Regions from separate parts of the Homo sapiens genome. Here region 1 is linked to region 2. Evidence: read pairs that join two places in POLR2A ChIA-PET (ENCODE). Cell type or tissue: B cell. All regions are shown on one strand. Each heading gives the region's core, and the rest is flanking DNA. Links, peaks and the distances in the headings are about the cores only.

Evidence for each region. Peaks named below come from ENCODE experiments on the same cell type or tissue, not always from the same donor. Only the 100,000 strongest peaks of a DNase experiment are listed, where the experiment ranks them.
Region 1: POLR2A ChIA-PET joins it to region 2 with 5 read pairs; 1 of 35 experiments calls an interaction of 5 or more read pairs at or near these places.

What each region holds. Positions count from the first base shown.
Region 1 is chr5:132,188,697-132,191,624 of GRCh38, forward strand. P4HA2 (prolyl 4-hydroxylase subunit alpha 2) reads right to left here. Exons shown (of 15, transcript NM_001017974.2): 15 at 1,451-2,928. All of the region lies in intron 2 of P4HA2-AS1 (P4HA2 antisense RNA 1), which reads left to right. Among named protein-coding and RNA genes, the nearest start is that of P4HA2-AS1, 5.3 kb to the left of the region's middle. RefSeq lists an enhancer at 1,540-1,834. In B cell, for the core only: CTCF peaks have their summits at 1,685 (motif pointing right) and 1,889; a DNase peak (open chromatin) is centred at 1,685.
Region 2 is chr5:131,645,878-131,648,805 of GRCh38, forward strand. FNIP1 (folliculin interacting protein 1) reads right to left here. Exons shown (of 18, transcript NM_133372.3): 17 at 1,213-1,328. Among named protein-coding and RNA genes, the nearest start is that of RAPGEF6, 12 kb to the left of the region's middle. In B cell, for the core only: CTCF peaks have their summits at 1,363 and 1,563; DNase peaks (open chromatin) are centred at 1,304 and 2,384; H3K4me3 peaks cover 1,456 bases; H3K27ac peaks cover 1,705 bases.

The DNA of each region.
Region 1 (2,928 bases), core at 207-2,706, 540 kb after region 2:
CAGTGAACACACTAGGCTCTCAATTAGAAAATCCTGGAGGACTACATCCTATAAGGGGGGAAATAAGGGTAAACCAGAGATAGAGTCTTAAGAAAACTACCACCCAGTCTTAATTTTAAGTCAGCTCAGATCCTTACTGGATTAAGGTGATTGATCCCCACTCTGCATAGTAGAGGAAAGGGTGAGCCCTTTGTGCAGGAGGTTATCCATCCAGAGGCTCTACAATTTGTCATACACATTCAATCAAAAATTGCCAGGCATATCAACAGAGTGGACCAAATGACCAGAAACTAAGGAGGGAAAAAGACAATAGAAAGAGAGCCATAGAAAATCGAAATCATGGCGTTATCGGACAAAAAAATTCACATAACTGATTTATCAGTCCGAGAAAAACACAGAGAAAACAGAAGACAGATTCTCCAGAGAGTTAAAATCCATTAAAAGGACATGAATGGGCCAACCGTGGTGGCTCACGCCTGTAATCCCAACATTTTGGGAGGCTGAGGCAGGTGGATCACTTGAGGTCAGGAGTTTGCGACCAGCCTGGCCAACATGACAAAACCCCATCTCTACTAAAAATACAAAAATTAGCTGGGTGTGGTGGTGCGTGCCTCTAATCCCAACTACTTGGGAGGCTGAGGTGGGAAAATTGCTTTAATCTGGGAGACAGAGGGTGCAGTGAGCTGAGATCCCGCCACTGCACTCGAGCCTGGGTGACAGAGAAAGACTCCGTCTCAAGGAAAAAAAAAAAAAAAAAAGACATGAATGGATATTTTAGAACTGAGAAATATAAGAAAAATGAAATTAAGAACTCAGTAGATGGGTTTAGCAGCAAAAGTAATAAATGAATTGCAAGACAGATCAGTATAAAATATCTAGTCTGAAACACAAAGAAAAAAGCATGAGAGACACAAGAACTGGAGATATATAGAGCACTATGAAAAGTTCTAACATTCAGATTACTGAAGTCTCAGAGCAGATAGAGAAAAAATGGGACAGAAACAATAGTTGAAGATATAATGTCTGAGAAATTTCCAAAATTGATCAGACATCAACCCAGAAATTCAAGAAGCTAAATGCCAAGCAAGAAAAGAAAAAGAAACCCATACTAAGTACACCATAGTAAAACTACTGAAAACCAAAAAGAAAAAAATCTTTAAAGCAGCCAGGTGAAGGCAAAATCACCTTCAAAGGAACAACAAAGGACCAGATAGCGACTTTTCAACAGAAATGGTATAAGCCAGAAAACAAAGAATTACATCTTTAAAGTCCTTAAACAGACTCCTGTATGCACTTGATAGAAGACAGAATTAGTGAACTTTGTACAAAACAGCTATAAAGTTCTCCCCAAATATAGCATATATATAAAAATATGAAAGACAGATTAAGAGATAATATCATGATATGATCCAACTTACATTTAATCAGTTACAGAAGAAACAGACAATGCTGAAAGAAAAAATCATTTAATTTTCCACAATTGATTAAGGATACCATTGTACAAATTCAAGAATCCAAAAAAGTCTCAAACAGGAAAAGAAAAAACCTACAAACAAACCACCTAGTGTGCCAGTCACGTTTCTATTCTCAGCTGCAAGCTCATCCTTGTAGTCTCTACTGTTCTACTGTAGCTGCCACTCTGTAAACTACATTTCCCAGATTCCCTTATCAGCTGGCTTCCTGTTAGGGTCTACCAATGGAAGCCACTAGAGGGAGATTAGACGGCAGTAGATAGCAATTGCCCTAGACCCAGTGGTTTTTTGCATGAGACAATTTTATATATTAAGCCCCTGAGATTTAAGGATTATTACTACAGAAAAAGCCCATCCTATCCTAATAAAATATGCAAAAAATTAAAAGTAGAACTTTACACTTCATACCACGTATAAAGATAAACCTAAATGACAAAGACTATATAGCTTTCAGAAGAGAACACAGGAAACATCCTCATGATCTTGGGGTATAGAAGGATTTCTCAAATAAGACATAAAAAACATAAATCAAAAAGAAAAAGCTTGATAGATTTGACATAAAAATTAAAAGCTCCTGTTTATCAAAAGACAGAACTAAAATAGTGAAAAGACAAGCCACAGAAGATATTTGCAAAATATATAACAAAGAACTTGTGTACATATTTTAAAATTTGTATGAATAAGAACACTTGAAGAAACCTAATAACTAATAAACATGAAAAGTTGTTCAACATTATCAGTAATGTTCAAATAGACACTATACATGTACTGTCTTAGGTAGAGCTGCTATAATAAAATACCATACATTGAATTAAAAACATTTATTTCTCATGGTTATGGGAACTGGAAAGTCCGAGATCAAGATGCTAGTAGGTTTGTTTCTGGTAAGGGCCCCCTGGTTCATAGACAGGCATCTTCTTGCTGTGTGTTCGCATGGCAGAAAGAGGGCTGGGATCTCTTCATAAGGGCACTAATCCCACTCACGTGGGCTCCATGCTTACGACCTCCCAAGGGCTCCGCATCCTAATATCATCACATTGGGGGTTAAGATTTCAACATATGGGCCGGGCGCGGTGGCTCACGCCTGTAATCCCAGCACTTTGGGAGGCCGAGGCGGGCGGATCACGAGGTCAGGAGATCGAGACCATCCCGGCTAAAACGGTGAAACCCCGTCTCTACTAAAAATACAAAAAATTAGCCGGGCGTAGTGGCGGGCGCCTGTAGTCCCAGCTACTTGGGAGGCTGAGGCAGGAGAATGGCGTGAACCCGGGAGGCGGAGCTTGCAGTGAGCCGAGATCCCGCCACTGCACTCCAGCCTGGGCGACAGAGCGAGACTCCGTCTCAAAAAAAAAAAAAAAAAAAAAGATTTCAACATATGAATCTGGTGGGGGGACACAAACATTTAGTCCGTAACATGTACCAAGCTAGCTAAAATTCAAAAGTATGAAAATACTAA
Region 2 (2,928 bases), core at 252-2,751:
TATAACTCAACTTAGATTTTTAAATAATATTCATTTAAAAATTCTACAAAACAATCTGTTAACAGTGTTTGAGTAGGGGTTGGAAGTTGGGGGAAGAAGACAATGACTTACTTTTCATTGTATGCCAAAATGCACTGTGAATTTTGGTTACATTTATGTTACTTTTTAAAACTTGTCTTAAATATTTTTACATAAAGGCATTAAACACACAGCTCACTCCCCAGAAAAACAAGGTTATATCCTGTTACTGATTTTCCAAATACTGGAGAACAATTCTCTCTGTATAACTCAAGTCAAAATCATCAAGTCTGGACCAACAGTGTGGTACTACAGAATATAAATAGGGTCTAAAGTAAAAAAGATATAGAGTCATTCAAATCCCTAATTAGTCCTACCAGTGTGTGACATCTGGCATGTTAACTTCAGAATCATCTGTTTCCAACCTGGATAACACTGCCTACACACTGCAGGATGATAGTAAGAATGAAGAAATAACACTAGTAAAAAATTTTCATGTGGTTTGACATACAGTAGGTTCTCAGTGATATTGGTTTCTTTTCCCATCATAAAAGCCAAATTAGATAAAAGTTCTAGCTTGTTTTGCTTTCTTTAATGGCATTTCAAGAAATAATTCATATGAACCCACCTAAAGTGGCCAGAGAACACAAGAAAAGTGACCACAGAACATAATGAAATAGGGCTATATTATGCCCCCCCTACCAACTTCCCATTCCTCCTTCAGTAAGCATTTTTGATAACTGTTTTCTGCCAGAGAATAATGCAGAGTAGACAGATATAATATATAGTTAATGGGGGGGAAGGAGTAATATATGGATAACGTATTACCATCTACAGACTTCTGTTACCTCAACCAGCTCATGTGGAAGGCAGGGCAGATACTTGGAATAATGAGTTTGCAACATATTTAATAAATGAGTATGTACTTATGTTTCTGAGACAAAAATTCAGATTTTAATTCACTGTGATTATATTCTCAACCTACTGTATGTAATGGCACAAGGGATAATGCCTTTCAGATTAGTGGATGACAGGGAACCTGCTATTACATGGTACAGGGCAACCTAAATGATAACAGCCTCCAGCTTCTAATAGGAGAAGACACGTAAAAGGAAAAAGGGCAATTCTGAGGAAAATTCCTTGCCTGATGACAGGGCAATGAAAGCAAAGCCAAAAAAGAAACCATTAACATACCCCAGAACCACTCCCAGCTCCTTGACATGAACACGCATCTGCCCCCTCAGGTATTCAGACAGCATTTTACTTTTGAAGTATAGCTCCTGCAACCGGTCTTCAAGATGCATTACACACTGCAGTTAGGGAGGAACCAAGAACCAGGTCAGAAAACAGTTTGCAACTCTCAGTCATGGCAAACTCCAAAACATAATGTTTTTGACAATTCTGTTTGTTTATTTCAATATGAACTAAAATTTGGAGCACATTTTTAAAGTATGTAGTTTTAGCTAAAAAGAGAAGTGAAACTTTTTCTGGCTCATATCAAAGATTAGCTTCTACAGCGTCTTTTTTTTTTTTTAACTGTGCAAAAATACACATACAATTTGCCCTTTTAACCATTTTTTGTTTGTTTTTTGTTTTTGAGATGGAGTCTTGCTCTGTTAACCAGGCTGGAGTGCAAAGCGCGACCACAGCTCACTGCAACTTCCGCCTCCCGGGTTCAAGCAATTCTCCTGCCTCAGTCTCCTGAGTAGCTGGGACTACAGCCATGCGCACCACACCCGGCTAATTTCTTTTCTATTTTTAATAGAGATGGAGTTTCACCACGTTGGCCAGGCTGGTCTCAAACTCCTGACCTCAGGTGATCCACCCACCTCAGCCTCCAAAGTTCTGGGATTACAAGTGTGAGCCACCATGTCCAGCCCTTTTTAACCATTTTTAAATATACTTCAGTGGCACTAAGTACATTCAGAATGTTGTGCAACCGTCACTACTATCCATTTCCAAAACTTTTTTCACTATGTTTTTATTTCAAATTTGATAAATATAAAATTTTTATAAATTAATACTTTTCAAATGTATTTACATAGGAAAGGATGTATTCTCCTGTGGAGAATAAAAAACAGTTTGCAAAAGTTCACAAAGAATGCTATGTGGTTCCCCAATTTCTAAGCTGAAAGACTGAAAATTAAAACACATCTGGGCATGGTGGCTCATACTTGTAATCGCAACATTCTGGGAGGTGGAGGCAGGAGGATCATCTGAGGCCAGGAGTTCGAGATCAGCCTGGGCAACACAGTGAGACTCTGTCTCTACAAAAATTAAAAAAAAAAAAAAAAAAAAAGAATTAGCCGAGCATGGTGGCACGTGCCTGTAGTCTTAGCTACTTGAGCCCAGGGGTTTTGAGGGTGCATTGAGCCATGATTACTACTGCAATTCAGCCTGGGTGACAAAAGTTACAAAAAAAAAAAAACCTGAAACACATACATTTTGTTTAATGTCAATTAACTTGCTCAATTTACTAAAATAGGTGATTTATCATGTGAATTGATGCTAAACATGTTTGAGGAAAAAACAGAAGTTTCAGGTGCTAAACATTAAATTCATACAGAGTGTTCCTTTCCAATGAAAATCAGTTATTAAAAGCTCCTAATAAAAATCTACTTTATTATTGTAAAACACAACCAAATGGTTGTGGTTTTATAGTGTATGTTTTTTCACAATGCTTTAGGCTGATAATGCCATAAGAAAATTTTAACTGCAGAATATATGTAGATATAAAATATGTAATATAATTTACTATATTGACCACTTTACAGTATATAATTATATAGTCCTAAGAGCATTCGATGTTGTGCAACCATCACCACCATCCATTTCCAGAACATTTTATCATCTCAAAAACTCTGTGCTCATCATCTCAAACAAAAACTCTGTACTCATTAAACAATAACT